Linked DNA regions of Homo sapiens: region 1 is linked to region 2. A link is a loop called in an ENCODE intact Hi-C map of the cell type or tissue named here. Cell type or tissue: PC-9. All regions are shown on one strand. Links, peaks and the distances in the headings refer to the core of each region. The heading gives the core; the rest is flanking DNA.

Region 1 (16,564 bases), core at 6,445-8,944, 58 kb after region 2:
AGTGAATATTGTATGTAAAATTGCCTGGCCTGGTTCCTATCACAGGTGTATTTAATAACAATTTTTTTCTTTTATTTTCTTTTTTTAAACAAACTGTAGAAATATTCCTTTTAATGGCTTCTCTACAGTTTGTAGCCATAAGGCAGGAACTATTTCTACTACTTTGACTATCTTTTATTTTCTTTTTCTTTATTAAAAATATTTTTTATTTCAATAGTTTTTGAGGTACAAGTGATTTTTGATTACATGGATGAATTGCATACTGGTGAAGTCTGAGATTTTAGTGCACCCATCATCCAAGTAATATACATTACACCCAATGTGAAGTGTTTGTTTTGTTTTTGTTTTTGTTTTTGAAACGGAGTCTCGCTCTGTCAACCAGGCTGGAGTGCAGTGCCGCGATCTCAGCTCACTGCAAGCTCCACCTCCCGGGTTCAAGCAATTCTCCTGCCTCAGCCTCCCGAGTAGCTGGGACTACAGGCGTCCACCACCAAGCCCGGCTAATTTTTTGTATTTTTAGTAGAGATGGGGTTTCACTTTGTTAGCCAGGATGGTCTCGATCTCCTGACCTCGTGATCTGCCCGCCATGGCCTGCAAAAGTGCTGGGATTACAGGCGTGAGCCACAACCAATATGAAGTTTTTATAGCTCACCCCACCTCCCACCATCCTCCTTCTGAGTCTCTGAAGTCCATTACACTACTCTGTATGCCTTTGAATACCCATAGCTTAGCTCCCACTTATAAATGAGAACATATGGTATTTAGTTTTCCATTCCTGAGTTACTTCACTTACAATAGTGGCCTCCAGTTCTATCCAAGTTGCTGCAAAAGACATTATTTTATTCTTTTTTATGGCTGAGTAGTATCCCATGGTGTATATATAGCACATTTTCTTTATCCACTCATTGGTCAATGGGCATTTAAGTTGATTTCATATCTTTACAATTATGAATTGTGCTGCAATAAACATACATATGCGGGTGTCTTTTTGATATAATGAGTTCGTTTCCTTTGGATAGATAACCAGTAGTGGGATTGCTGGATAGAATGGTAGATTTACTTTTAGTTCTTTAAAAAATGTTCATATTGTTTTCCATAGACGTTGTGCTAATTTACATTCCCACCAACAGTGTATAAGCATTCCACTTTAACCACATCCACACTAAGATCTACTGTCTTTTGAGTTTTATTTCATGACCATTATTGCAGGGGTAAGGTGGTATCTCATTGTGGTTTCAATTTTCATTTCCCTGATGATTAGCAATGTTGAGCATGTTTTCATATGTTTGTTGATCATTTGTATAACTTCTTTTGAGAAATGTCTGTTCATGTAATTTGCCCACTTTTGATGGAATTTTTTTACTTGCTGATTTGTTTGAGTTCCTTGTATATTCTGGATATTAGTCCTTTGTGAGATGCATAGTTTGCAAATACTTTCTTCCATTCTGTGGATTATTCATTTACTCTGATGATTATTTCTTTTGCAGTACAGAAGCATTTTAGTTTAACTAGGTCCCATTTATTTATTTTTGTTTTTGTTGCATTTGCTTTCAGGGTCTTAGTCATGAATTTTTTTGCCTAGATCAATGTCCAGAAAAGTTTTTCCTAGGATGTCTTCTAGAATTTTTATGGTTTCAGAGCTTAGATTTAAATCTTTGAGCCATCTTGAGTTGATTTTTGTATAAGGTGGAGAGATAGAGATCCTGTTTCATTCTTCTATATGTGGCTAGCCAGTTTTTGCAGCACCACTTATTAAATAGGGTTTCCCTTCCCCAATTTATATTTTTTTAATGCTTTGTCAAAGATCAGTTGGTTGTAGGTATTTGGCTTTATTTCTGGGTTCTCTATTCTGTTCTATTGGTCTATGTGTCTAGTTTTATACTGGTATCATGCTGTTTTCGTAACTATACTCTTGTAGAATAATTTAAAGTCTGGTAATGTGATGCCTCCATATTTATTCGTTTTGCTTAGGATTGATTTGGCTATTCAGGCTCTTTTTTGGTTCCATATAAATTTTAGGATTTTTTTTCTAATTCTGTGAAAAATGATGTTGGTATTTTGAGAAGAATTGAATCTGCAGACTGCTTTGGGCAGCATTGTCATTTTCATGATATTGATTCTTCCAATCTATGAGCATGAGATGTGTTTCCATTTGTTTGTGTCATGTATGATTTCCTTCAGCAGTATTTTGTAGTTATTTTTGCAGAGATCTTTCACCTCCTTGGTTACATATGTTCCTAGGTATTTTAATTATTTTTTGGCAGCTGTTGTAAAAGGAATTGAGATTGAGTTTTTGATTTGGCTCTCAGCTTGGTTGTTGTTGGTGTATAACAGTGCTACTGATTTGTGTACACTGAGTTTTTAATCTAAGACTTTACTGAAATTATTAATCAAATCTAGGAGTCTTTTGGAGGGAGTTCTTCAGGTTGAAATGAAACAATGCTAAACAGCAGTGTGAAAGCATTAAAAAGTATAAAACTCATTGGCAAAGAAGACAAAAAAGAGAATGCTTTATTACCATAACAGTAGTGGGTAAATCCATTATAATCCTACTATGGAAATTAAAAGACAAAAATATTAAAAACAACTATAACTAAAAAAGTTAATGGATATATACTATAAGAAGTTGCAAATTATGACTTCAATAGCATATAACACAGGGGGAGGAGAGGTAAAGGCAGAGTGTTCTTTCATGCAAGGGAAGTTAATTGTTATTAGCTTAAAATAGACTATCAAAGTATAAGATATTTTATATCAGGCCCTTGGTAACCACAAATAAAATAGTTATAGAAGTTCACAAAAGAAAAAGAGAAAGGAACCCAAACCTAGCAATATAAAAAAATGGCAAGAGAAAGAGGAACAAAAAAACCATGAGCCGGGTGCAGTGGCTCACGCCTGTAATCCCAGCACTTTGGTAGGCCGAGGCAGGCAGATCGCCTGAGGTCAGGAGTTCAAGACCAGCCCGGCCAACATGGTGAAACCCTGTCTCTACAAAAATACAAAAAAAATTAGCCAGGCATGATGGCTGGTGCCTGTAATACCAGCTACTCAGGGGGCTGAGGTGGGAGAATCGCTTGAAACGGGGAGGCGGAGTTTGCAGTGAACCAAGATCGCGCCATTGCACTCCAGCCTGGGCAACAGAACAAGACTCTGTCTCAAAAACAAACAAAGAAACAAACAACAACAACAACAACAACAACAAACAGAAAACAGTTATCAATATGACAATAGTAAATACTTTCTTATCAATAATTACTTTAAATGTAAATGGACTAAACCCAAAAAAGAGACACAGAATGGCCAAATAGATTAACAAAAACTGCATCCAACTGTATGCTACCTACAAAAGACTCTGTTTCAATTCGTGGACAAACAAACTGAAAATGAAGGGATAGAAAAAGATATTCCATGCAAATAGTAACCAAGAGAAAGCAGAAATGGCTATTCTTATGTCAAACAAGTAGACTTGAATTCAAAAACTGTCTCTAGAGACAAAGAAGTTCATTACATAATGATAAAGGATGAATTCAACAGGAAGATGTAATAACTGTAAATATTTGTGCACCCAACATCAGGGCACATAAGCATCTATAGCAAATATTGACAGATCTGAAAGAAGAAATTGACAGCAATGCAATAATAGAGGGAGACTTCAATATAGATAGAGCACTCATACAGAAAACTAAAAAGAAACATTAGACTTGAGCAACGGTATAGACCAAATGGACTTAGGCACATTTTAAAAATTATAGCAAAATATCTGGGAATTTGTCCAAAGAAAATATCAAAATGTAGAGAAAGTTTTATGCAGGATAAAATTCATGGCAGCTTCATTTGTAATCAGGAAAAATTGAAAATATTTTGTGCATACAATAGAGAAGTGGTTGGGTAAATTATAGAACATTATTTTAATTGAATTATCATGAAATTATTAAAAATATTCATGATGTTCACATAGCAATATGTAAAATGTTTATCAACCAATGCTAAATGAAAAAGGCAGAATACAAAATTTTATTTGTATTAAAATTTCAACAAATTTTAAGTTTTATATCCATAAAGACACAAACTGGAAACGGACATGAGAAAAGAATAGTTGAGTTGTTAGGCTAATGGAAATGTGTGTATGTTTCTTTATAAAAGGGGGACATTGTTTTGTATAATTATTATATAATAAACATTATGATTATTATAATATTTATATAATAAGTAAATATATAGTGGATCAGAAAAATAGGTTACAATGAGCAGAAAAACTTAAAAACTTTTTTTAGTAACTAAAAATGTTTCCAGAAAATAAAAATATCTGGATTGAATTAACTGAGTCTCTCCATTTATGTAATACGGGATGAAGTTTCTTTTCCTTCTAAAAGGGTACCAAGGCCAAATGTTCTTCTTGGAGTCACGTAACCCAGACAGAATCCTATTTAGTATATGTTCTGTTGGTGGTTTTAGAGAAAAGAAAATCTAAAAAGCATTTGGAAAAGAAGTGCTTTGATTGTTAGGAGTAAGACCAAGTAAAGACTGTCAGAAGTATTTGCAAATGTATGAAGAGCTGCATTCCTCATTAAGAGAGGGGAAAAGGGATGTCACCCAGAAGATAATTTTGTGCTAATGTAGGTGACAGCACTATGATGTGTCTCTCTCTTTTCCTGACCAGATTTTTCATTTTTCTTGTTCCAGTTCATTCTGACAATTATGTGCAGCCTAATTACTTTTTTTGGCTTGGCTTCAATTGAGGCCCTTTATCCCCTATTCCTCACTTAAACTCAACATTACATAATTGTTTGCATTTTTCCTTTTTAACCCCTTCCGATAACTGCTTTCATCAGTGAATTTCTACTGACTTTAAAGCAAAGGATATTCATTTTCTTATATTTTGAAAGCTAAGTAACCTTGTCTAAAATTAATCAGCAAGACTCGAAGTAGGGTTATAAAAATGTTATTAGCATATGGAAATCATTAATCATTGATATATTATAATGCATTCAACCCACACCACTTCATAAACCTGACTTTAGAGGAGAATTAAGTGATTTGTGGGACACAATTTGAATACTGAAGAAGGATAGATTGTTTTAATATTTTAACCTTGGAATAATTTTTAAGTGATAGGTTTGCAGGTGCTGGCACTTATTCTTTCCTTATATTTACATAATGTGCAGGAATATTTTTTATTCACCAATCATACTTAGCATTGCTCAAGCTAGAAGATGAGTGTTTTAGAGGCAGTTTGGCTTAACGTAAAGAGAGTAAGTTTTGGAATCAGAGAATACTGGGTTCTAATCCAATCTCTGCTATGGCATGCTTTAGGACAAGTTACTTAACCTCTTTGGTCTTGTTTTCTCATCTTAAAAATGTGAGTACTATCTCATTACATTGTAAGGAACATTAAATTAGCTAAAGTATGAAAACCACATAGACTCTGTCAGCACAGAGTACTCAGTTAATGGTAGCTATAGCAAGTATAGGACTCCACTGAGATTGTTACTCTGCTTTAACAACACATTCTAAGACACTAAAGAGCACCCAAAGAAGATAAGTACGTATCCTGAAGTAGAAAAACAGGTCGTTCTCAAGCAAGTTTTAAGAAATAAAAGGAATTCGAATTATTTGAAATAGACGTATGACAATTGAAGGCATGACCTAATAGACCTCTTCAAATACATGAGGAGGTGTTATGAAGACAAATAGGAATTCATACCATTTCAGTTGTATTCTGGATAAAGGAAAAATGAATTAAATCTCAATGAGGGGTTTATGCTCAACAAAATGGTCACTATTTTAACTGTGAAATCTTAGACCCAATTCTAGGAGAGATTGCAGAATTTCCTGAATGGACATGGGTAGTTGCCTATACAATGTCCATTTCCTCTTCCCCACCCCCAACCCCCCCCCCCTTTTTTTTTTTTTGAGACAGGTTCTCACTTTGCCACTCAGGCTGGAATGCAGTGGAGCGATCTTGGGTCACTGCAGCCTCAATCTCCTGGGCTCAAGAGTTCCTGCTGCCTCAGACCCCAAGTAGCTGGGACTACAGGCGTGTGCCACCATGCCCGGCTCCTTTTTTGTATTTTTTGGTAGAGACGGGGTTTCATCATGTCGCCCAGGCTGGTCTCCTGCTGAGCTCAAGCGATCCACCTGCCTTGGCCACCCAAAATTCTGGGATTACACGCGTGAGCCACTGTGCTCAGCCTTCCCTTTTTAATAGTACCCAGAATCTTCTATGCTTATCTATCCCTCCTTCAAATAGCCCAAAATTGTTTGGGAGGGAATCTCACTCTTTCCCTCATTCCAGGGGTGGATCCCAATTTCCTTATGTTAATGAACATATCCACCACGCAGGTGGTCGTGGGATTTAAGATGCCCAATCAAACTAAATTTCAAGACTCTTATTTAAATCGCTGGGAAATACATTCTCTTTCTTCAGAGTGGTTGGTGTAATATTCAGAGGTGAAGCCTGGAACTGTGGCAATCATTTCAGGATAATGAGGGAAGTTGGCCTAAAGGAGGAAGAGTAGAGAAACAAGAAGAAATTAGGACCTTGATGACATTGCAGAGTTTACCAGGCAAACCAACTGCAGCCCACTTGATCTTTGAATTTCCTGAGATATAAGCCCAAGTTTTTTCTAATGTTCAAGTTTATTTTCTCTTCTTGCAAGAGGGAGTCCTAATGGACATACAGAGGTCCTCCCTTCTGAAGTTTTGCCACATTTTCAAGTATGTTTGTGTTCTCCACAAAATGGGCTAAGAACATTCTCAGGGGTAGTGGTTATGAGTTGTGTTTATTTTAGATCTCCTACCACACCTAATGGCATGCCCTTTGTGCAGTAAACCCTCCAGAAATGTTTGTTTACTGAGGATCATGGCTGGCTGGCCCATTGTCAGATCATATTGTATCTATGATTCTCAGCAAGTGCACAGATTGGTTTATTGGTTATCTTCAAATCCTTTTCCCATGCGAGGCTGCCACTGTCATTATCTTTCAGACTGGGAAAATGGTTTCAGCAAATGAGTTTGCTACCTTTCATTTAGCTCTATGCCACTCCTGCGTTAGCCAGAACCTAGACTGTCTGGAAAAAAATAAGAGGTTTTAGGGGAATTCTACTAAAACCATCACAGCAGTCATAGCTCATTTTTAGGAGGTGCTAAATATCTATGGAAATAAAACTTGCAACTCCCAGAACTCTTAGAAAATTAATATTTTAATTCAACTTTGTGCATGGCTTGCTAGTGTAATATCACATATAATGGAAAAACTGAACCATTAGCTAATCTTCAAATAGTTTGTGATGTTAGCATTTAAACTACATCTATGGTAGGAAAAATTATGTATGATATAAATGTGATTAGCATAGTTTATCACATGCCATGGACTTCCAAAATCAGTGTTAGGTGAGTATCAAATCCTACTGTGTGTGATTCTACAATATCCTCCTATTCCTAGGTACTTGAGGATCCCTCTCATTGTTACATTTCTTCTACCCTGTCTTCTTATGAAGCTAAAGCCATGGCTTCCTTTTTCTTTTCCCAGATAAAAGCTTTTGACCAAAAGCTTTTGTAATTAATTTATGCATATATGTAATAATAATTTAGCGAAATCTTTGCCTCTCTGAATCTACTTTGGCATGACAAAAGCTATCTCCATCATTTCCTGTTTAAAAAGGCACACATTTTAAATCACGATTCCATCCTTGGCCCAATTCAGAGGTATATCTACTTTCAGGTGAAAGATTATGGAACTCAGGACAGGTTACAGAAAATGTCCTGGTTTGTATGACTCATGGTATTAATAGGATTGAAGTTCTTTGTGTTTGCACAAAACAAAAAACAAGGGCTGACAAAGTGCAGCCTTATTGCCAAGTTCCTGACCTTTTAAAGACTTGTAAAGATTGGGATATGTTCTCAGCATAGTGAAGATTCAAGGCCACTGAGAAAAACAAAACTATAAAATTCTGACAGTGACTTTTCCTCACAGTGTCTGCAATCCCTTTCCAAAGCTACCTGACAGCCTTCGGTATACTATAATGATTATTAAGGATTTTTTTCCTTTCTCCCCATTTGTAATAGCCTGTCTGGTTTCCTAGCCATATAGTCCCTTCCCTCATACCAGTCACAGGCTCTACTCTAAATAACAGGTAACACTTATTTAATGTATACCATATGAACCTCCCTCCTAGCTACTACATGTATTAATGCTATTTTCCTAACAATCCTATGAAGAAGATACTATTCTTATCCCCAATTTAGAGATGGAGAAATTGATACACAGAAAAGTTAAGTAGTTTGTCCAAGGCTATATAGCTAGCAAGTGGTGGGACCAGGATTTGAATCCAGGCAGATGAACTCTAGGAGTCTATACTATTAACCACTGTGCTCCACAGTCTTACAGCTGACTTCAGGTTCTAAGATCAAACTGACAAGCAAATAAGAAAAATTTAAGGCCAGATCAGCATCCTGTTGGCCTGCAGCTCAGACTTGATCTGCTTTGCCTTAGACCTCAGTTTTCATGATTGGGTATGTATTTCAACATCACCTCTTGCTCTCTCAAAGCATAGTTCCTGCACAAGATAGGTTTTTTTTTTTTTTTTTTTTTTTTGGAACTTATGTATGGGAAAGAATTCCCACAACCTGATGTTGGAGCTCCTGATCCTAGCTTGCTAAGCAATCTTTGCTTCCTTATCAGCTTGCAGACTCTGCAGCTTGCTATAGCCTGTTGCCTACTACCAAACCTCTCCATTCCTGACTTGGCCCAGTCTTTGGCCAGTTTATTAGCTGTCTACCTCTCTTAAGGCTGGCAGACAGCTCTCTGGATTTCCTTCATGTCTGTCAGGACAGCCCTAACACCTGGCTTGCCCAATGAGTGCATATTGTTTATGGTTTTTGTTACCCTCAAAACTGACCCAACCAGCCTCAGTTCTGACCCTTCCTTTTTTTGTCATTTCCCACTTATCTTCTTAGTGGGCTCTTCATCTGACTCCACCAAACTTTCCTCCCTCTACCTTTCCACCTTTCTTATGGAGCACATCATTTTCTGCCTCCTCTCTATTTTACTTATTTTTTTAAATCTTCATAATATCACCTTCTTTGGTTTCTCCTGGAAACATCTTATTTTCCCTTTTTTTACATTCCCTATTAATTGTTTCTATCTCAATTCTCACATACTCTTCTCCCGCTACAAACTAGATGGTTTGGAATCAGCAGTTTTCTGATCTTGAAAGAGTAGGTCTTTCACCTACGCTCTATATGCTGGAAAAACATCCACGCTTTAGACTCATGTTTCTGATTTGCAGTTTTCACAGCCTTAGTTTCCTCATCTGTGAAATAGGGACAATAATATTACTTCACAGAAACATTGTAAGGATTGCACAGGGTCATGTATTAGAAAGTACTTGAATAGTATATTACATTAAACAAATGTTAGGCATTATTAATACGAAGAATACTACAGGGCCTTTAAAATATAGAAGAATAAGTGATTTCTACTCTGCATCATAAACCAGCCCAAGAATTACAGCACTCTGTTTCTGTTCTTCAATGTTTATAGCAGATGTTGATATATAGAGCAGAAAGAACCAAATGCATTAGGAAGCTTAAGAGCTTGTAATAGCCATAGGCATTAGATATACAGGTCTCTGGAGACTCTCAACATCTTTGTCAAATTTTTCAGTACCTTTGTCAAGTTTCTTGCTTTCTTTACTGGACTGGGAATAAAAGTTTTTCTTAGATTAAATCAGACATTTTAAACTGGCAGTTTACTGGCTAAATTTGACTTTTTGATACACCTCATGTGACAGAATAGTAATCTTTTTAAAAAGATGCATGTGAATGCATTTAGGTAGTATTGTGGATCAGGTTCTCCCAGAAGATTCTCTAAGCCAAGAATTTGGGTGTGAGTGATTTATTTAAAAAGTGTTCCCAGCTGGACATGGTGGCTCATGCCTGTAATCCCAGCACGGTGGAAGGCCAAGGCAGGAGGATCACTTGAGCCTGGCAGGTTGAGACTGCAGTGAGCTGGGATCACGCCACTGCACTCCAGTCTGCACTCCAGCTCCAGTGAGCTGTGATCACACCACTGCACTCACACCACGGCACTCTAGAGCAAGACCCTGCCTTAAAAACAAAAATAAATAAAGTGCTCCCAAGAGAAACTGATAAGGGAGTTGGGAAACATGATAAGGAAGGGGAGAAGCCCAGTAAGGGTGTGATTCCAGGTGAAGTTACAGACTAAAACAAATGATATCTCAGTTTATTGTTCCTAGTGTTAAAGGAGTTGAGCTTTTATATACCCTCCTCCCCTGCAGGAAGAGGAGACAGCATAATCACCAAGTTCTTCCCTCGTCCTTATCAGTGATTAACTTTAGGGCCCAAGAGCAAGCCTCTGAAGGCCACACGGGTGAAGTATTAGCAGCAAAGCATGTAAGAAGTGGGGGAAGGGCACGCAGCTGGTGAAAGAGATCTGTAGGTTCCAGCTGGGACACCAACAAGGTCCACTACAAATGGGGTACATGCTATTTAATGTGCCACAGTCCTACCACTTCCAGTTCCCACTCCTGGCCAGCTGCAGCGCCAGGGTTTCTATAATGGAGGGATTGGCATGACACTGTGGCTGGAAGTGGAAGGCTATCATGAGGCTGTGCTTACTTAGCACTTTATACAAGATGAGAAAACATCAATTGTCCATACCTGAGATTGGAGAATATATTGGGGATTAGGGGAGTTTGTGTTAAATTCCTCCCTCCCCAAGCCCAGTTTTGTTTTCACCCCAACATTTAGCCATTTCATTATTTGGCCTGGCTCCTATATGCATTTTCATGTGGTGACTGCATAACTCGTGTGATAGGAGATTAACACGATGATAGAATGTTAGACTGAAGAGACTTAGATTATTTGAACCTCTCCCTTAACTTTACAGATTATGAAAGGAGGTTCCCAGATGTTGTGACTCTCATAAGGTCACAGCGCTAGTGGTGGGAGAGACTGTGTAGCACCTATGTCTCCTGACTCCCATGGGGTTGCTTAGTCTAGGGCTCAGCTTCATTCAGTCCTTCTACACGTGGGTTATGACGAGGCTGACTCCTCAGAGAGACTGAGTTAGATAAATTTATTAAATTGTAGGGCTCAATATAAATGTTTAAGTGTGGTTATGATCTCAAAAAGAAATATCTTGTCCAGCCAAAACTGATGAGCTTTGAGGGGCGGCAGCTACAGGTTATTGCACAGAAAATGGAGGGCATTAAACTTAATTCTCTGTATGATGCTTCTAATATCTCCTAAATGTGTTTTATATCCTCAACGTTTCCCACAAACTCATTGGTAAAGGCCTCACTTGATTTTAGTTCACTGGAGCTGATGACTGAGGTAGCTAAGGAAATTGGCTTATACTTCACACTTTAAAAACATAAGTGATCCCATACCATAACTTTTTGAACTGTCCCAAGCATCAGTTTGCTGAGGATACATCATTTTAGAAACATGGAAATGTCAATGAAATGAGTTAATGCCTAAACTAACATTTAGTACCATGCTTGGTGATATGGTTTGGATTTGTGTCCTCATCCAAATCTCATGTCAAATTGTAATCCCCAGTGTTGGAGGAGGGGCCTGGTGAGAGGTGATTAAATCAGGGGAGCAGATTTCTCCCTTGCTGTTTTCATGATAGTGAGTTCTCACGAGATCTGGTTGTTTAAAGGTGTGTGGCACTTTCCCCCGTTTCCTCCTGCTCTGGCCATGTAAGATGTGCCTCCTTTCCCTTTGCCTCTGCCATGATTTAAGTTTCCTGAGGCCTCCCTAGCCATGCTTCCTGTACAGCCTGCAGAACCATGAGCCAATTAAACTCCTTTTCTTTATAAATTACCCCATCTCAGGTAGTTCTTTATGGTAATGTGAGAACGGACTAATACACTTGGCATAAAGAAAGCAGTTGATAAAGTTTTTAAACAACAAAAATTACATAAAGGGCTAAGGGCTTCTGACTTAGGTTGGAGGAATATCTTGGGATGCTTTTCATTGTAATATTTTCCAACATCTACATGGGAAGCAAGAAACTTGGCCTGGTTGCTTGTTGAAACAATTCTCGAGAGGAGACCCAGGGAGTTCAGGCTGACTGTTGAGCATTGTTAGAACTTGAACAAAGGAGACTGGTGACTAACTCAAGGACAAATTTGTGGGTTGAAATATGAGGATTCAGGCTGACTGACAGGCTGAAGCTGGATACTGGGTAGGAGTAGAGAGAACCTGGAAAGACATTGCAGAGGATCAGAGAAAGAAAGGCAGAGTAGAAATTGGAGACAGAGGCTCAGATGTTTCATAGCCTGGCCTGGCCTGGAGAGGGTTAACAGCAGCAGGCTCTGGCCTGAATGATTGAGGATCATGCACTTTGACAGTCTGGAGGTCAAGTACTGCAAGGTTGCAAACCGCAGCTGCAAACCGCAAGGTTGTTCTGGGCAGCTAACAATTAGCCTGGTGTGAAAAGCCCTCTCATTTATCTTTCTTCATGGTTGACATCTGATGGAGTCATTCAATTCACGTCAAACTCTTTGACAAATGATGTTGGATATGATTTATTTGGCTCTTAAACAGTGTAAGTGCAATTCAGATATATGGTCTCCCTCCCTTCACCTATCAGAAGACAGTATCTTCTTAGCTACCACGACAAACAGAAGATTCTATACTACCAGAGCTGTGCCCCAGCATCCTGGGTCTTTATGTTTCCATCTCTCCCCTAGCCACCCTCCTTCTCCTGCGGGTGTTTCTGTGGTTTAGTACACAGAATAGGCTGAGCCAATATGAGAACGAGATGGTTCAAGCCTCACTTTTTTTCCCTCACTGACCACTCAATTGCCCTAAGACCATCATACCAGGCCAAGCAGGTAGACACAAATTTTATTTATGGGAGGGTTAAGCAATTTTAGCATAAGTTTATAAAGAAGGCCAAGAGTTGATTTCTCCTTCCCCTGGATGCAGGGTTATGGGAAGGAATGACATCTTTTTTGCAACTCTGTATCAGGTATAGACAGACCACTTCCTTTTAATAGGCTTATTATACCAAGCACAGACATGCCTCCCAAGCATTATCTTAATAGGCTGGGAGGGAAAAAAAAACCCATTCTGAGGAAGAAAAAATTTATTCAATTAGCATAGAGTCTTATCCCAGGCCCTTGGAGTCGATGAGCCCCCATTGATTATGTGGAAATACGCTTGATTTCTGTTCTGCTCTCTTCACATACCTACCAAAATAAAAAGAAGCTGTATTAGTCTTTAATGACCTATTTCTTTTTTTATAGCATAAAGGACTCTGGTTTGGGTTAAATTCTTTCAGTTCAACAGTAGGGAGCTATTTTAACTTTTCTTTACATCTGCAATACCCTAAGTGCAAAAAATGTTTCATAAATGTTACTTATGATGATAATAAGTAAGGGAGACTGATTTAGGTCTTTTTTGGTTTTGATTCCTCTCATTTCTCCACTGCCAGTCTCCTTCTAGAGAGCATTGGCTCTGGATTAAATCGCAAAATAGATCAAGATTTCCAAAGTCATCTTTGCTCTCTATTCTTGCTGCTTTCCCCCATCAGTGGCAGAGGGGCCTCATTTCTCAGCCCCTGATGGTCCTATTCCTTTTCAATAAAAACCACTCTTGCTTATCTATACTGGAGTAGAATTAATAAAAGCTTAAAGAGTTACCCTTTCCAAGCCTATGGTTAGAACAGAGGTTACCAGCTATTAATAACATTCCTACTGAAGCAGACAGACAGATGACTTACATGGGGAAATTGGGTGGATGAGCCAGAGAGGAGAGCTCATCATTGTCTAGTGATGAGCTGCTACTCAGCTCTAGCTGACTGTGACAATGAGGAATGCTGGCCCAGTATTGCCAAGTATTTTCCAGGTTTTCAAAAAAGCCAGAAAGCTTGATTTTAGGGGATATCTTCCAATTTTCCAGTGAGTTAAATAGATAACTTAGAATACAAGTGAGCAATCCCACTCCTAAATATCTACCCAAGAGAAAGGGGTTATGTCCATAAAAACATGTGTAAGAATCCCCATAGCAGCTTTATTTATAAAAGCCAAAAAATGAGAAACAAGCCAACTGTCCCTTATTTAATGTTGGCTCCCTAAATTATCACTCAAACTACCTGTTGATAAAGACAAAGCTGAATCGAGAACTATCCTGACAGAGTCTCTGTAGTGTGACAGAGTCTCTGTAGTGTGACAGAGTCTCTGCAGTGTCTCAGAGTGGTAAGGACCAAGTCAGGATATTTATTGATAGCTTGAAGTGCTTTAAGGTGGGTCTTTCAGTGTAAGAGAGTAGGTCTTGGTTAGGAGCAGAAAAGAATATGATAATTAGGATTGATGGACACAGCAAGGCAAGGTAAAGGGTTTAAAGCAACTAAAGGTGTAAATTATTGTTTGTTGATTTCTATTGAAGAGTTTCAAGAATTTCCTGGAATGAATAATAAAGTGGTTTGTGACTTTTATCTTCCTAGACAAGAGTTTCTTAAAATAGTAAAATGATCCTGATGATGCCAGTGAAATAGTAGAGTCATGCTAAGGTAGGTAGTCAACTGTATAAATGTAGATGGTTTGGGTTCTCATCTTCAATAAGAGAATGAATACATTCTGGCATATTTATAAAATTGAATACTACATACTACTCAACAACAAAAAATTAACAAACTATTCCTATACACAGTAACATGGATGACTCTTATAGGGATGATGATGAGTGAAAGAAGCCAGATGCAGAAGAGAAAACAGTGTGATATGTTCAAGAACATATATAAAGTGTCAAGAACAGGCAAAACTAATCTATAGAGATAGAAGTCAGAATAGTGGTTACCTCTGAGGAGGTAGGGCAGGTGGTAGGTGTGGTATTACTTGGGAAGTGGCACAAGGGAACTTTACAGTGTTGAAAATATTCTATAACTGAGTGGTGATTACATGGATATACATATGGTGATTGAGAAATCATTGAGCCCTATACCTAAGATTAGTATACTTTATGCACTTTCATATATGTCTCACCTCAATTAAAAACATATATACACACAAAATACCACCAAGCTGCAAGAACATACTCAAATAACAAGATTTCCATTACACTCATTAAAACAGCTGTCCATGTTGGGGGTGAAGAGAAAATAGAAGTGAGCTATGGGAAAAAAAATATTATGAAAACAAACATATAAGAAATGGAACCCCATCTCTACTAAAAATACAAAAATTAGCTGGGTGTGGTGGCACATGCCTGTAATCCAGCTACTCAGCAGGCTGAGGCAGGAGAATCGCTTTGAACCTGGGAGGCGGAGGTTGCAGTGAGCCAAGACCACACGACTGCACTCCAGCCTGGGTGACAGAGCAAGATTCCACTTCAAAAAAAAAGAGAAAGGACTTTTTCAGAATCAAAGGTGGCAATGCATCCTAAATTATAAATAGTTAATGATTCATTCAACTCTCTCCTTTTGAGATCTAAAATAATGCATACTTAAAAGATTTTTTAAAAGGTAAAACCAACTATAAAATGTACATGTGTCAAATATTTTGATTAACTCATTAATCAGTATGAACCAGTTACGATGCTACAGTGGGAACCAGTAAGATGCTACGACCAGTTCAAAAGACATTTAAAGAGCAGAAACTTACACAAGGGAATAAAAAATTATGAAATAAATTTCTAAACAGGTGCAAAAAAGATTTAAACAGATCTACCTATCTATATCATCTATCAATCATCTATATGTAATAATCAATTGCATTTCACTAAACACAATGAATTTGTATGTCTCTCGACAAGAATCACTTATATTATTTGTTTTGTATAACTAGCAGAACTATTTTTAAAAGCAGCTCAGACAGTGAAAAGAAGTGATAACCTGGATGGGTGAGCTAGAGTGAAAAAAAAAAACCTTTAAAATTTTGTTTATTATTCTTTTTCTGAATACACACATACACACAAATTTAAAACTGGGCAGTCTGAGAAAAAACACAGACACAGGCCTATTTTAGCTCAGGAACCTCAAAATTTCAAGCACTGTTTTGGAATTTTAAAAGTTGAGGGTGCAAAAGAGCCTCAGAGTTCATCTATTTTAAAAAGGCCTCAAACTACAGGAATGGCACTTTCTTATAGCTGCTTGGCCACCAGTCAGCAAGAGGGATACATTTTAAGAGACAGCCCGGTCTTTGAAATGTTCAGAAATTACCCCACCTCAGCCACCCCTCTTTTTGCTGGTATGCCTAACCCTGATTCTGAAATCTGGTCTCATTGTATAATATAGAAGAATCTCATATGATAGATCATTGTCTGGACTTCTGATAAAATATCAGGATGTCTTTTTCATAGTCATCTAACTTGCTAGGTTTCTGTTTCAGGCAGTGGGATAAGATATAGCCTAATTCTTGATCACGAGCCAGGAGGAAAGGCAGAGAACTCTCAATTTCACAAAAGGAACAAAGCTTCATTTATAGCACACCACTGCGCAAGATAGAATTTCATGAGTCAGTCGATAAGGATAATTAAACTGTGTAGGTCAAGGACTAGACACAACAATTCAACCTCCAGAAAATCCATT
Region 2 (16,564 bases), core at 4,623-7,122:
GGAAATCTCAATATAGTTTTCTTTGGAATGGGGAGTTCTTAATTTTTATAGTATCATTCAGAGTAAGTATGAGAGCCAAAATGCAGAAATAAGTTTCTAAAATTCAAATTAAATTCAAATATTTATTTAACAGTGCAACTTTGAGGTTAGCATTCATTAAGAAACAGAGCAGCAAAGAAAAAAAATTCCAGTGATCCCGTTCCAACTAGAAACATTTTCTTAAGCCATTGAAAGGAAACTTTAGAACAGCTTCCAAAACAAAATTTGATTCTACTCTGTAATTAAAATGTAGCTACAGTACATGCCCCCTGGGCCCAAAGACCACTCTCCTCATTTTAAGCAGATTCACTGTTAAACAGGCAAGACTTGTCAGATCAGCCCTTGAATGGTATTTCTCAATCAGGAAAAAAAAAATCTCTGTTCAAGAGAGCGAGACATTGGTACAGGTCATCCCAAATTCTTGTAGATTAAATTAGCTGGCCTGTGTTTTCTGACTCCTTCTCGGCTTTCCTCCTGCAGGGACACATAGAAGTGGGGATTCAGACTGGCGAGGCTGCTGAAGGGCAGTGTAAGTTGAGGGACAAGGCAAAAAAGAGCAGGCTCTGCTCTGCCTCAGTCTCTCATCAAAACGTCTTATTTGTTATTGACAAGTTGACAAGTTGACCCTCAGGCATCACCTATTCTCTGGACCCATCCTGTAGAGTTTTTTTCTCATATGGCCTTTTTCTACATCTCTGCTTAGGGGTTCACTATACATAACAGAATGAGAGTCAAGCGAACCAAATTCTAATCCCAGCACTGACACAGATGAGCCATGCGAGCTTGGGCAAATCTCTTAGTTTGTGACACTAGTTTCACGTCTGTAAAATAAATTCCTCTACATGATTTCCCCTAGATCTCAACAGCCTCTGCTTACTAAGGATAATAACCCTATTTTCACCATCTCTTACCCTCACCTGCATAAAAACACCTCAGCCCCGTGAACCCTCCAACCCCACGGCTTCTCTAATACTTACAAAGTCCCCTTTTTCCATTCAATTACATTAATTTATCATCTATGTGCCAGATTTATGCTTAGCACTGGGACTAAACTAGCAAACAAAATAATATCATATTCCCCGCATTGAGCTAAAATAAGATTTTCATTTAAAGCAGAAAATTCTGACTGCTACAGGAGACACAGATTGTAGGATAACCAGAGTGAACATGGAGACACGAATTGGAAAACTATTGCAATAGTTCAAGTAAGAAAAGATGGTTGGCAGGATTAGAAGGGTGAAGATGGAGAATTCAATAACTATTTTAGAAGTCTTACTAAAGGATTAGGAAGGGGACGTAAGGGGGAGAAAGGGAAAAAGAGAGGTGCCAAGGTGACTCCCAGGTTTCTGGTTTGAGCTTTTGTGTTGATTGATGGAAAAACCTGGGGAGGAGCATGTTTGGAGCTTGTGGAATTCTCTTTGGACACATTCAGTCTGCAACATTCACAAGACATTCAGATGGAGATATCAAGTAGATGATTGGATGCAAGGCTGAAGTGCTCTGGGTATAAACATTTGGGAGTTTTCAGCAAATAGGTGTTTGAAACCATGGGAATAGAAGAACTCACCCAAGGAGAGAGAGTAGACTGTCCCACATGAGCTGACAAACTGTCTTCTCATTGTTTGGTGCTAGCACCCATATGTAGCCCAGGGGTGCTGGCCCCTAAGAGCAGTACTCCCCAGGGGTTCATGAGGTATTTGGTTCTTGGCAGGCATCTCCAGGCTAAAGCTAGACTATAGTCAGCCCAGAAGTGGAGCAAATTCTCCCTTCCACACTCAGTGTCCCGCTTGATCACCTGAGCCACAGATCAGGCTGCTGAGTCTCTAGTACTTAGGGGAACATTGCCTGCAAGTCTCACTCATTCCTTATAAACTAGACACCAACATCTGAGCCAGGTGCTGGATGTTGCCCTCAGACCAAAATAAAATAACCGAAACCAAACACCCTTATGCGTGCGTTCAGCACACCTACTCAAACTCATCTGAGACTCCATTTAGGCTCAGGCTGCCCAACGTTCACCACCACCACTGTTACTACCACACCATTTGAATAATTCTGAGAGAAAGGTTAACAAATTTTCCCAACCTTCAGCATCTTCATCTCATTAATGCTGTTAATCTTCTACATATGTGGGGATTTGGCTTTGTGAAACACTTGCTGCAAGAGAATCTAGGGAAGCAAAGGATGAAATATTTGTTCTCAATTTGATAAATAACCTACCAACCTATTGATGGCTGTATCACAGGAATAACACTACCACCACCAGAAAAAGCTACCAAACAAATCAACCCTCATGTCAAATCTTCTTGTCTGTATGACACCAAGTGCGAGAAGAGCACTAGGAGAAGTTTTAAACAATAAAGCATATGTGAACAAGGTGAGTGTAACAATGATCATAATTTGGACCACAGAAAAGGGGTATGGGGAACTTCTAGGCCTAGTAAAAACAACAAAGGAGGTCTGTGTCACAGTCAATCCAGTGTGTACCCTCTGCCTGTTGTGTGGGTCACCTTTACACCAGTATCTGCCAGGCTCCAGTATGCCTCAGGGAACAAAGAACAAGATAACATCCAGTGTCATGTGTGCATGGGTGCACGAATATCGACATGAAATCACATGATTTACTACATAGAATGTAGTAAGGGCTGTGTCTGAAGCAAACAAAATATCTTGGAAAAGGAAGACTTCATTCTTCCCAGCAGCACTGGAGAAAGCTTTTCACTGAGCCCATTTAATCCAAGTATTGAAGGATGTACAGGAGACCTCCAGGAGGGCAAGTTGTAAGTAAAGGAGAGAATTCTAGGCTAGAGGGGGGAGTTCATTTAAATGTGCAAAAGTAAAGAAGCAGATGGTGTTCTGTTATAATATTCCCCAAGTATGTGGAAGTCAACATGGTTGGTACTTAGCAGCGCTAAGTGAGGTGGGAGAAGATTTTAAGTGGCATGCAGACACTACATTCAATAACACTGAATCATTTTGGATTGAAAAACATTATCTACCTTTTAATTCCTTTCCATCCTCACCCAGGAAACTTTCTCAGTTGGCTCCTAGGATGCTCTAACCTTTCTCTTAAAAGCTAATCTTCCTTATTAACAAATGAGCAGGTTTCAGGCTTGGAGGTTTTACAGGCAATAGTATCTACCTAGAATTTAATACTGTTTTGCTTTTATTAATTATTTTTACTTACGGCTAATGACAATGGTTTTCCATTTACAGTCATGATATGAACTTTTTTTCTAAATAAACTCTAATAATGTGATTTAAGTACAAATACAGAAAAATATTGAGGAATTAATCATACAGATGTGGTAAACAGTAAAAATTATGACAGTGCTATGTGAATATAGGAAATTTTAGAAATCTCTCAAGGAGAAAAGTTAGCAGGGTGATATTTTGCTATTACTAGATTGTTCAGGGATCAAGCGTGGTAAAATGAATAAAATTTAAAGCCATGAGATAGAAATTCACATCTTCCTCTGGTACTTTCTAGCTGCATGGGCAAGGGCTCTTAAGGGCTCTAAGTCTCAATCCCTTCACTTTTATATCAAGGATTAGTTATACAAGAATGTAAGGATTAGAGGCAACAAATATGCAGGTCATAAGATTGTAGACATTATTAACCTCCTTTATAACTTCCCAACAAGCTTTCAAGGTTAGTTATGATGAACTCTGACCTAATTTCTCTAATTCTGTGAGACATTAGGTCTGCAGAGCTGTAGTTGGCTTTAAAAAGAAATCAAATATATTATTTCTCTTAATTATTCAATTCACTTATATAAGAATTTAAGAACTCAGCATAATACTCACTCCCAGCTGTTCCTAGGTTGTCCCAAATGGTTGTACACTGGGGAAGGGACTACCCACCCTGTCCAAGTCAGAGGTTTTATGTTAAATTCTAATGGTCTTCTGAATGCATTTTGTAATACTTCTTCAATAAACTAAAAACAAAGAACCATAGAACTACACAAGCAATATAGCCACATCTCTGAAAACTTACAATACTGAGAAAAAAAAAATCACTCAATTCACATTCCACAGTTGTGTTCCCATCCTTTCAGCCACCTCTCTTCCTTCCATAATAAATGAGGCCTGAAGAAGCCCGTGAACATTAAAAGATTGGCAAACAAAAACTTATACAGCCCTACCACTTGGTTCTCTAGCTTTCTACATCAAAAGCAAGTGCAGGCTGAAACTTGGAAACCAAAAGTTGGTCTTTTAATGGTGACACCTTGCCTAAGTAAGATAAACTGGACCAGCCTAGCTCCCTTAGTGAACAGAGTCTGTTTGAATTTCTGGCCCTTGTAAAATTATTAAAGCAGGGCATACAAGCAGTTTCCTCTCAAACAGTAGCAATGATTTTTATTTTCCAAATTATGCATTGCCTTTTTGGGAAACCTGTCATGAGAGGATTTTCTGTCTGCTAAACCTATCTTGCATTTCCTGGAAGTGTTTTATTAAGTGGGTCATCTCATATCACAAAGGAGAAAAAAATACAGGACACTGGTGATATCTCCTGCATAGTTTTGCAGTTCTAGTTACAAGCACAATGCACAAGCAATTTATGACTGCTGGGTCTTTGGTATGGCTATACATTTGTCCTTCACATTTGTATACCACCGCCACACTTCTTCCTAAATGAATCACTAGATTTAAATGGATCAGATATTGCTACTTCTTCTAACAATTTGGTAAAATTCATAAAAATCATTTTTAGAAATGTCTTTTTTGGAGATCAAAGAAATGGAATGATATAAATCTCACACCATAAAAATGACTGCATGATTTTAAATGAGATGTGATCAGACATTTTAACAGTTTTAAAAATGCTTATATTCCCAAGTGATAGTGTCTCCTGCTGGAAATCATAGCTTTTGATTGGCTAAAAAGACTGAATATGGCAGTGCTCTACCTCCTACCTTTTACACACACAAAAATGACCAACTGCTTCTGAATGATCTTTATAGCTTGTTAATGATCTGTTTAAGGTTATTATAGTTTATAAAATGTTTTTTGTTTTGCAAATTCTGGCTATGTAAACATAACCATAAATACAAGAAGACAAGTGTACTTCTAGGGTCTGATACTTTCTTTGTTGAGATATTAATAGTGTCAAATTTTGTATCTGAGGCATTGGAAAATGATCAAAGAATTCAAAATTTAACTTTGATAGAGTAGCTCTTTAGAAGAAAGAAAGCATGTGGCTTCATTACAGAACTCCGCTTAATCTCAGGATCTGAATGTTCCAAGTTTAAATAAATTCTCACAAGCCTGCTTGCTTTCTGATTGCCAAGTCTGAACAGCCACAAGCAGGATCTGACCTGTACCTATAAACATGTAAACCAGCACAAATGAAATCACTAAGCGACGTAAAAGCAACAAGGAACAAGCACCCGTTCATTTTAAAGATAATATAAACAAAATGATACCTGTTCTTCGGCTCTTTGGTTTCTCAGCGTCGATAAATATCTCCTAATTGCATGGAGAGGATATTTTTTGAAATAAGAGAATCTAGATGGAGGCAACAGACTATCCATAGTGAGGAAAGCAAGAGGGTCCTTGTCTGCACCTCCTTGTCAGCAACCATATGAAATTAGAAACTTAGCAATTCCTCAGATGCCTAAAGATTTGTTTGTAGCTCGACAACTTCCCTCCTACAAACAAAGCAAATGTTCTCCTTGCTGTTTCCTCTTTTGGGTAGAGTTCCTGGTGAAACCAGACAGCCAAGTATGAACACTGTCTAGAAGCGTCCAGAAATGCAATGCCCAAAGGGCAATAGGAATTCAGGGGCTGGTCCACAGAATGCAAATTGCTTAGTGGTAGTGATGCGACTGTCCTATTTCTAGCAACAGTGTTCTGTTGCAAGCTATGTTAATATTAGCTAGCTGGTGACTTTCCATACCCACAGACTCTCGTGAGGCTTAATTTTAATTCTTCTGACACTTTTTCTAGTTCTTAAACAGGGCATGAGATGTGGTTTTCCCAGTTTCCTTCTAGATTTCTTATCATCATGCGCACACACAGACACACAGCTCAGTTGCGGTCTGAGCTGGAAAGTGTTGATTCATTCAGTCTTGAGAAGACTGTTATAGGGGACTTCCAAAAAAATTTAACAAATTACCTCACTCTTCATTGTTATCAAGGAGCTCGTTGTCAGCACTGAAAACGTTTGGCTTGCACTGTGATGCATTATGCAACATGCCCAGTAACCAGATACTTTACATTAATTGAACAATAGCTGCAAACAGATTCTGTTCTGAGTTAAAAGCCTTCTCTCCTTGAATCCTTATCTCAAATCCACAGGCTGAATTCAGAAACATTAACTTTCCCTAGGCTTTTAAAAACTATGAATGTAAGTGAGAGAAAATGTTTTATGTTTACTTTCTAACTCTTATTAAAAAAAAGATTCATGCTTAAAAAAAAAAGAACAAAAGAAAAATAATGCCAAGAGGTCTGTGGTCTTAGAGGACATGAAATCATAAAATTTGAAAGTTCAATATTTTCTTAATACTTTATAGAGATCACAGGGTTTTTCTAAACTAGGGCCCCAAATAGACATTACTATTTTATTATCCTTTTAAACTTTACAGTAGCTGGTTCCTTTGATGGAAACATTTGGTCACTTCTGTGAGGGGCTGTCATGTAGAAAACAGACTGGACATCAACAAAAATTATGTGACCCAGAGTTTTCTTTAAGGGTGAAAGCAAGCCCTGGTTTTTCCCTCTTCCTAGAGAGCACTGCAAGTTGCGGGGAAGAGGAGGTAGGCAGAGCTGGGGAAATTACATTGCAGCCTTAGTTGTCCCCCTGGACAGCCTCCCTGACACTCCTGGATGGGTCACCTGCCTTCAGGGAACACACTTGATGGCCTAAACCTGGTTGTGCTGCAAGCAGCCCAGGCCATCTGTCAGGTTGGCATTGGGCCCACTAGCAAGGTGATCTTCCAGACTCACCAGGACCAGCCTGGCAATTCCAAGAAGTCATTTACATATTGCTACTGGAGCTGGCTCCTAGGAGGAGGCCCTGCCCTTCTGTCACCTCTCCAGGTGCACCATGCTACATGCATACAGAGGCTCTGCACGTCCTTCTCTGTATGCTGGAGACAGCTGACTCTAATGAGGGCAAGAGAGAAGCAGTGTGCTTGTGAAACACCTGAATGCTAAGGGCACAGTGCTGCATGCTCCCTGCCAGTTCATGACCCAGAAAAACAAGAAGTATAGAAAGCCAGATACCCTGGGCCAACTTGAAGCCCTGGAAAGAGAGGCAGCCCTAGGGATTGTGGGGGCAGGGAAATGTGTCGTTCATACGAACCCTTGAGATCCACTAACTGCCCTTTTGCTTCTCTTTTTAAAAATATCAGAACCTTCAGAGATGCCTCTTTATTGTGGGCAGAAGCCAGCAGCCTGCTAAACACCCACAGCATGACTGGTGATCCAATCTTTTCCCAACAGACGAACACAAAGCAGACTTCATTTCCACAGTTGTTTCAGGATCACTTTTTCTGGGGCTGAGGTGAGTGATGAAAAGAAATGGGGAGGGAGAAATGCAGCATCCCCAAACAAAAACTGTTCTATTAGATTAAGCACAAAAAAGAAAAATGGGTGAAACAAATTCAATTAAAATTCCTTTAGGAATTTAATTGATAACGAATATAAATCGTATCTAATACTAATTGGGCCCTTTGGCCAGGTGATGTGCTAAAGTCTTTACATGTATTATCACATGTAATCCTACAGTAACATATGGGTAAACTAAAGCTCAGAGAAGGTAACAATTTGCTGAGGTCGCACAGCTGCAAAAACAGAGGCGAAGGGGATTCTAACCAGGTAAACCTGACTCCAGTATCTGTATCCAACCTGTATACTGCAGAACCACTTAACCCACTCCCAGAAATGAATTCTCAAGGACCTATTAACTTGAAGAAGGAAAGACATGGTGTTACCTTGTTAAAGAGGAATACAGGCCAGGCATGGTGGCTCACACTGGTAATCCCAGCATTTTGGGAGGCCAAGGCGGGCAGATCACTTGAGGTCAGGAGTTTGAGACCAGCCTGGCCAACATGGTGAAACCTCGTCTCTACTAAAAATACAAAAACTTAGCTGAGTGTGGTGGTGCGTGCCTGTAATCCCAGCTACTTGGGAGACTAAGGCAAGAGAATCACTTGAACCTGGGAGGCGGAGGCTGCAGTGAGCCCAGATCGTGCCACTGCACTCCATCCTGGGCAACAGAGCAAGACTCTGTCTCCAAAAAAAAAAAAGAGAGAGAAATACAAATACAGATGGCTAGGAATTTGCAGACTACGATTGGAGAGCAAGTACGTCTTCTCAAACAATCATACAACCTCCTGTCCTGAATTCTCTATAAATAATGTTCATATCATTACCTACCTCTTAAAGATTCCTTTATGAAATGATTCTGGTGATGCTAAAAAGAAGCTGTATTTGTAGATACAGATATTCTGCTTCCCAATTTTTGAAAACTACTACAATCTCAGTTTCTGTTTGACATAGGTTTCAATGGTCCGTCTATATTTAATAAAATATGAATGTGGGAATTTATGCACCCTGTTTCTCAGGTGGTAGGCATAGTCTCCTTAAGTTTACAGTATGGACATCTCTGCCATCACAGCTTGGAGAAGTGCCCTTTTTTTTTTTTTTTTTTTTTTAAGGCGTGCCATTTTTTATTGCCCCTGTGGCTCAGGTGCCTTGATGAAAGACAGCTGACCAGAGTCCTGGTGGCTACAATCTATATCTGCAAGGACTGAAGGGCCCAGTGTTTCTTCCACAAGTATATGAGGTATATTTTGCCCTCTGCAAAGTAGCACAATAAAGAGTGGAAGCAGGCCGGGCACGGTGGCTCACGCCTGTAATCCCAGCACTTTGGGAGGCCAAGGAAGGCAGATCATGAGGTCAGGAGTTCAAGACCAGCCTGGCCAAGATGGTGAAACCCTGTCTCTACTAAAAATAGTAAAATTAGCTGGGCGTGGTGGTGTGTGCCTGTAATCCCAGCTACTCAGGAGGCTGAGGTAGGAGAATCACTTGAACCTGGGAGGCAGAGGTTGCAGCGAGCCGAGATCACGCCATTGCACTCCAGCCTGGGTGACAGAGCAAGACTCTGTCTCAAAAAGAAAAAGAAAAAAAAAAAGAGTGGAAGCAGTTATCTGTTATTTTGCAGAACTCACTCCCACCCCTCGTCCTCGATAGAAAAATAACTAACAGAAACCATGAATCCAGGAAAGTCATAGGTTAAGGCTGTAATCCCACAATGAAAGGATATTTGTGTGTTCTCTGTGCTTTCTAATAATAATCTGCTTTTTTGCAAATGGCTTAAAGTATGGGGAATCCCAAATTCTTCACTTGAAAAGCAACATAATGAGGCAAAGCCAACACCAGGAAAAATAGTGGTAAGGGAGTGAGCAGAAAGATATTTTACAGTTTATTCTTTTTCAAATGTTAAAGAAGATAGGATGAAAATGTAGGTTTGTGAAGTCATCTAGCACTGTGCATTGCACACAGTAGGTGTTAAGTTAACATATACCAATGCATATTCATTGAAAGAGAATGACAAAGAAGAAAGAATTGGATCCAAGGGTTAAATACAGGTTGAGAAACATGAAACAAGAATTGAGAAACAGTGTCTCCAGGATACCTTTGAATTGATGAGATTTTCAAATTGCATCAGGACAAAAATGAAAAGCCCGCTAATCTCCTCCTTCCAATCAGTGCTAAGAGTTCCCATCAGGAAAATGACTCCATTCTCTGGGAATTAATCCAGCCTGGATACAGAGTGAAGGGCCGGCAGTTAGGATGATGGAGAAGCTGCTAGCTCAGAAAACAGAAATCATTTATTATTATGAATTCTACTGAGAAATCACTCTCATCCCACTAGATCTGTAGATACTGGTCCAGTCTTACACTCCCCTAAGGACAGCATCAAATACAATCAAGAGAGGAATGGGAGGCATTTAATATTGCTCATCAGGGCAAGTTTATGCAGCACCAGATTCCACCTTATTGCATGATTAAAGCACTTCTGCTACTTCACAGTACATTTTCTTAGTGCCCTCACCACATAGGGAATAATTATCCTACATCTGCAGATGGTGTATTTTTACTTTCCCAAAATTCACTTTCAAAAATCCCTCTATATTCCCATTACAACCATCATTCAGCAACTTTGATGTTTCTAATTGCTCTATAAACTGTGCAACTTTTATGCCTTTTGCTCTTCGGTTTCAAGTATTAATTTCTCAAATTTAACAATATTTCCACGCTCATGAGACACTTGTCCTCCACTGAAGAAAAAAAGACATTTTCTGCATAGTTTAGGCCAAACTTGAACATACATTTGAATCATCTGGAGGGCTTGTTAAAGCACAGGTGGCTGGGCCCCACCCTCAGACTTTCTAATTCTGTAGGTCTTGCGGGAGGAGCAGAGATTTTGCTTTTTTAACAACTTCTCCAGTGATGCTGATGCTGCTGGGAACCTCACTTTGAGAGCCACTGGTTTGGGAGCTATCAGGTAGGGACATGGCTGTAGAGGGATTTCCCAGGTGGAGTTTGAAAGATAGATGCCCTGTTTGCTAAAGCACTTTGAGAGCTTCCAGCAGGCCCACAATTTAAAACACACTTCCCCAGTAGGGGTGGTTTTCCTCAGGCCAATGCCCATCTCTTTTTTTGCAGCCACTTTCCCATAAGGAAATTCCTGCATATCAGTCTTCACATGGGCCTCTCATCAGGTGATATCTTGACTTGATATCTGACTGCTCCCACATTCTCTCTCACTCATTTTCTCTTGTCAAGGTACAGTGGTGCTATTAGTAGCCTTAGTTCAGGGAAATCAACTCTTGCTTTAGGCCCAGGACCAAAAAATAGAGCCAGCTCTACCCAATGCCCCCTCTTCTCCCTCTTCTGCCACTAGCTTCTCATCCTTTTCAAGTTGGGATGGAGGGATCCTAAACCTGAAACAGGGAACCCCCTTACCACCAAGAATCTCCCAAATCACATCCTTTCTCAAACCCATCGCCAAGTACAACCTGCTCATCTTTGTCTCCAACATGCCCATGGTTTGGGATGAATCCTCTAACTCTATCTTCTTTCATCCAGTCTTGAGAATTCCCACTCAGGATGGAATTGCAAATTATTCCTTTAACAGAAACATTCAAATCTCCCAGCAAACTTACTGTTTTTGATGGATTTGGGGCAGGTCTTTGAAGCTGTGTTGCCTTCTTCTCCCCATCAGTCATGATTTGCTCCTCTGGGAGGCCTAGCACCAACCCAGAAGAAGAGGAAAGAGGCTTTTCCTTTTAAGGAAAATGGGGTAATTTCAAATTGGTGGGCATGCTACTGATAATTCTATATGAAAACTAAAAATATGGTTTTACTATAATGCTTCTCAATCTTTCATGTGCATATGAATTACCTGGAAGGTCTGGGATGGAGCCCCAGATTCTGCATTTCTAACAAGTTCTAGGATGATGTTGATGTTCTGTTTCCGTGTACCTTACTTTAATTAGCAAGAGTCCAGTACCTGTTTTGGAATGCAAAATCAACACTCTCTCAGAGGCTTAGTTTAAACTCCAATTTTAATTGCGTGAGTTTCTTCCATTAATACTCATGACAGTTTGCTATTTTTAAATTCATTTGTTTACTCTTTTTTTTTTTTGGTCTCCTCTACTGGAACATAAGCTCCATGAGGGCAGGAATCTTGTTCATCTCAGTCACCATTTTGTCCCCAACACTTAGCACAGATGGTAACAATGTGGAAGCCAGGGAACAGAAGAACAAGTGGTAACTCACTTAACAAATGAGCTGAAGGTTAAGGCAACAGCAAGGAACACAGAGAAGAAACCCAATTTGCACTACAGAATTCCCCAAAGGCTCCAGAATTGGCAGACCAAGTAATTCTGGAAATGGGGGCAGAAACAAGGTGGTTGGTTGGCAATTGTTAAGAAGCATTTTGACCAGACCCCTTCTTACTCCATTAAGGAGAGGATAGAAATTTCTTTGCGGAAGATTGGCGTTTATTTTCACTCCTGTTCTCTTGGCTCTTTGAGTTTGTACCTTTAAAAAATAGCAATCCTTCTCCCTGTATGCAGCTGCCTTCTTTTTCATTCTTTAGGCCTCAGCTTAAATCATACCTGCTTGGAGGGGGTTTCCATACTTTTCTATCTAGAATAGGTTCCCCCTGATTTTTTTTTCTCACTAGGTAAGTTCTTTCTGTGTGTAAGTTCTTCACTGAACACAGGGAAGTCATGGGGTGATATTATAAAAAGAAATTATTTTCTACTCCTACTATCCCTTTATATATGACCTGTGTGTGTGTGTGTGTGTGTGTGTGTGTGTGTGTGTGTGTGCACCTTCCTCTGTATATGAGTAAATTTTGGAGCAGGCTGCATGACTTTTTTAGTTACTCAAAGGAACTAGAAAATCCTACAATAATTTCATCCTAAGCAAGTCTCAATTTGATATAGCCTAGTCGAAGAAAATATTTTCAACATGATTGACCTTCTCACTTCACTTTAGCTGAAACCTACTGAGCACTGACTACTTTCAGCAGAACAGAGAGGAGTGGTCTCACTCTCGCATTTCTCCTCCTCTCCTAGCTTGCTCACTGAGATTTCTGAAGCTGCCAGGGCAAAGGCAGGGGTTGGAAGGAGAGACACTGTGAATAGAAAGCTCTCACTTGGCTGGTGCTGTTGTAAGTTGGCCTCATTCTCTCTGGGCCTGACAGTTGTTTAGAGTGTTCTCTTTCCCTGGCAGGCTCTTCATTCATTGCAGCATTAGGCACCTGGCTCAAAGTTATCCTGTCAGCCACAGGGCTGCTACCACCCTTAATGCATGTCCAGTTTACCAGTGTTTGGTTCCTGGGTTTAACTGACTTGCTAAGAAAGATTTCCCTGACCCTGATGTTATAAAATATTTATCTTTCTTTTTTTTTTTTTAGACAGAATCTCCCTCTGTCACCCAGGCTGGAGTGCAGTGGTGCAATCTAAGCTCACTGCAACCTCTACCTCCTGGGTTCAAGCGATTCTCTCGCCTTAGCCTCCTGAGTAGCTGGGATTACTGTAGGTGTACACCACCACAACCTGGCTAATTTTTATATTTTTAGTAGAGACGGGGTTTCACCATGTTGGTCAGGCTGGTCTCGAACTCCTGACCTCAGGTGATCCATTCCCCCACCCCACACCTTGGCCTCCCAAAGTGCTGGGATTACAGGCGTGAGCCACCATGCCCAGCCTTTCTCCATGTTTTCTAATATGCTTTGTCTTTTACATTTAGATATTTAACACCATTTAAAATGTATTTTTGTATATGAAATGAAGTAGAGATCTATTCTACTTTCTTTTTTTTTTTTTTTTTTTTTTTTTGAGACAGAGTCTCGCTCTGTCACCCAGGCTGGAGTGCAGTGGCTTGATCTCGGCTCACTGCAAGCCCCACCTCCCGGGTTCATGCCATTCTCCTGCCTCAGCCTCCCAAGTAGCTGGGACTGTAGGCGCCTGCCACCACGCTTGGCTAGTATTTTTTTTTTTTTTTTTTTTTTGTATTTTTAGTAGAGACGGGATTTCACTGTGTTTGCCAGGATGGTCTTGATCTCCTGACCTCGTGATTCTCCCGCCTCGGCCTCCCAAAGTGCTGGGATTAGAGGTGTGAGCCACTACGCCAGCCCTATTCTACTTTCTTGCAAATGGATAGGTGATGTTCCTAGCCCCATATATTCATTCTCCACAGAATTATAATTCCACATTTATCATTTATTCATTTCTAGTATATACTGTGTATTAGTTTGCCAGGTCTGACATAACAAAGTGCTGCAGACTGAGTGGCTTAAACAATAGAAATTTTTTGTCTCATAAATCTGGAGGCTAGCAGCCTGAGATCAAGGTGTTGGCAGGATTGGTTTCTTCTGAGGCCTCTCTCTTTGGCTTCTAGATGACCATCTTCACCTTGTATATTCACATGGTCTTCCTATCTCCAAATAAAAACCCTATCTCCAAATAACATCACATTCTGAGGTACAGCAGTTTATGACCTCAACACATAAATTTAGGGAGGGAAACAATTCAGTCCATAACAACTTGAATCTATTTTCAGATGCTCTGCATGTCTATTCCTGTGTTATCATCACAGGTACAAACTTATAGATTACTTAGAAGACAATCTACTATTTAGAAATTAACTTTTCTTAATAGTTAATATGTTACATCGTTTGTAAAACTTTCCCCAATCTCTTCAACTCTCCTGCTAGAAACGAATGCCTCTCCCTGTATTTTATTTCAACCTCCATTATAATACTGTTCACTTTATAAAGAGGTATTCCAACTTCTGTATTCAAACAAGATTGCAAGCTCCCAGGGCTCAAGTAACTAAATTATTACTAAATATTATTAAATATTCATATTTGATATTATTAATAATCATTTGTTGATGCTTACTCTGTGTTGAACACTGTGTTTTGAGTTTTGCTTGGATCTGCATCCTGTGAAGTAGAAATAAGGCTTAAAGAAGTCAAGTTACTTGCCTGAGAGCACATAGCAAGTTAGTGACCCACTTAAGATTCCAACCATCTCTATTTTACTCCAAATCCTAAATTCTTAGCCATTATGCATCACTGCCTTGACAGCTGTTTTGTACCTGCTTCCTTCTCCCTGCAGAGTGCCTGCTGCACTGTAGGTATTTAATATATGTGCTTAGAACGTGAACTAAGCTGAAAAGCACACCAACCAACAAGTTTTTTTGATGTCATTCTTTCTATTTAAAAACTGTTGTGACTAATGAGCTATTTTAGGTCTGGATTACTGTGGCTGAAGTAACAGATATGTGATCAGGTCCTCCTCATCCCCATGACACATAGAGTGTATGCTTCCCAATACTGAGAGTCACCATTTCCTTCCTGTATATTCCTGGTCTTTAATATAACCTCAAACCAAATTCCATTATATTGTGTACTTGATGCTACCATTACTCAGCATGTTAAACGAATGCCATAGGCCAGGTGTGGTGGCTAGCACCTGTAATCCCAGCACTTTGGGAGGCCAAGGTGGGCAGATCACTTGAGGTCGGGAGTTCGTGACCAGCCTGGCCAACATGGTGAAACCCATCTCTACTAAAAATACAAAAATTAGCCAGGCATGGTGGCGCACTCCTGTAATCCCAGGAACTCGGGAGGCTGAGACAGGAGAATCGCTTGAATCCGGGAGGTGGATATTGAGGTGAGCTGAGATCTGAGATCACACCACTGCACTCCAGCCTGGGTGACAGAGCAAGACTCTGTCTCAAAAAAAAAAAAATAATAATAATAATAATAATAATCAATGCCATAAAAAGCTTTCATTTAAAGATCAAAATAAAATAATTTTATGAAAGATTAATTAGCAAATAGGTAGTCAATAAATGCTAATTATCCATGATCACTGAAGAATTTGTGCAGTGGTTGACCTATGAATAGTATAACAATGTGTTGATTGGATGAGTCAAGTTGTTTTAGGATGGAAATATGGACGGAAGGCTCCTAGTGGTGGTAGTAATAGCCCATTGTTAGGCTCATTAATTATGACTAAAACAATACCTGTTTATACCTAAATTGCTCTATCTTTCCTAAATGTGAGGAATCAACATCTTTATACAATTTTGAATAATATTATCTACTAAAAATTTATTTATATGATGCTTCATTTCCCTGGATGAAGGAGCCCTGTATTAATTGTGTAAAACATTTCATCAAAATGAATAAATTCTCCATTACTATCTATCTTCAGCGTTAAAATGTATCCTTATTCTACTTCACAGTTGCTTTATTTTAAATTATTTTAAGTTATTTCCTTAAGCTATTCCAAACAATCTCTTCCCTTCCTCAATATTAGTTTTCAAACACTTACATATTACTCTATCTCCCCAGAAGCCTTTGTTTATAGTTCTAACATTTTTATTGCTATAGAATTCCTTTTAGCTCTTTATGATTTCTCCTGCTCCAGGTCCTGTCTAGATCTGACATGTTATGATTCTGAGATGCTCCACAATGAAAACAATGTTTTAAACTCTGAGCTTGTCAAGCTCCAAAAGAATATAAGGTTGAAGAGGGGGATAGGGCAACAGAAGTGCTGTTATTGCCACTGTTCTGCAGAATTGGAAAAGTAGCTCAAAATGACAGCATGGGTTAAGTCCCCTTCATTCACGTGGCTACAAATGCATAAACAAGTCTGTTTCCAAGAGTGTTTCAAGGTTTTCTCCTTCCCAAGAATTTTTCCCCAAGTGTTTTTCATGACTTCCTACCAGGCATGTCACATATGAAAACTGACTGCCCCGCCCCCCACTTAACAGCAGGTGTCCAACTTTCAACTTCCATCTGCATTATTTCTTACACTTCTGTCCTTATTAGGAGTTACTTCCTTTGTTTTGCAAAGAGGCAGCCTTGTAACAGGTGTCTTTATTTGGCAGCTAACATTGCCAGAGCCACTTGAGTTTCTTCCAGTCTGTGGCTGGGCTTCTTGCAATTGATTGTGGCAGATGTAATGCGGAGACTACCATTCGA

Evidence for each region. Peaks named below come from ENCODE experiments on the same cell type or tissue, not always from the same donor. Only the 100,000 strongest peaks of a DNase experiment are listed, where the experiment ranks them.
Region 1: it touches region 2 in a loop (2.1-fold over the local background); 4 of 110 quality-filtered maps call a loop at or near these places.

The regions. Positions count from the first base shown.
Region 1 is chr3:130,783,730-130,800,293 of GRCh38, reverse strand. All of the region lies in intron 2 of LOC107986023 (a long non-coding RNA gene), which reads left to right. Among named protein-coding and RNA genes, the nearest start is that of PIK3R4, 45 kb to the right of the region's middle. In PC-9, for the core only: no CTCF peak of the experiment used is centred there; no DNase peak of the experiment used is centred there.
Region 2 is chr3:130,839,830-130,856,393 of GRCh38, reverse strand. It overlaps LOC107986023 (a long non-coding RNA gene), which reads left to right. Exons shown (of 3, transcript XR_001740492.2): 2 at 7,395-7,546. It overlaps LOC105374108 (a long non-coding RNA gene), which reads right to left and starts at 11,559. Exons shown (of 3, transcript XR_924486.3): 1 at 11,456-11,559; 2 at 11,217-11,336; 3 at 9,724-9,809. It also overlaps a transcript of ATP2C1 not described here. RefSeq lists enhancers at 6,133-6,212, 16,040-16,564. In PC-9, for the core only: no CTCF peak of the experiment used is centred there; DNase peaks (open chromatin) are centred at 5,783 and 6,113; H3K4me3 peaks cover 1,739 bases; H3K27ac peaks cover 1,928 bases.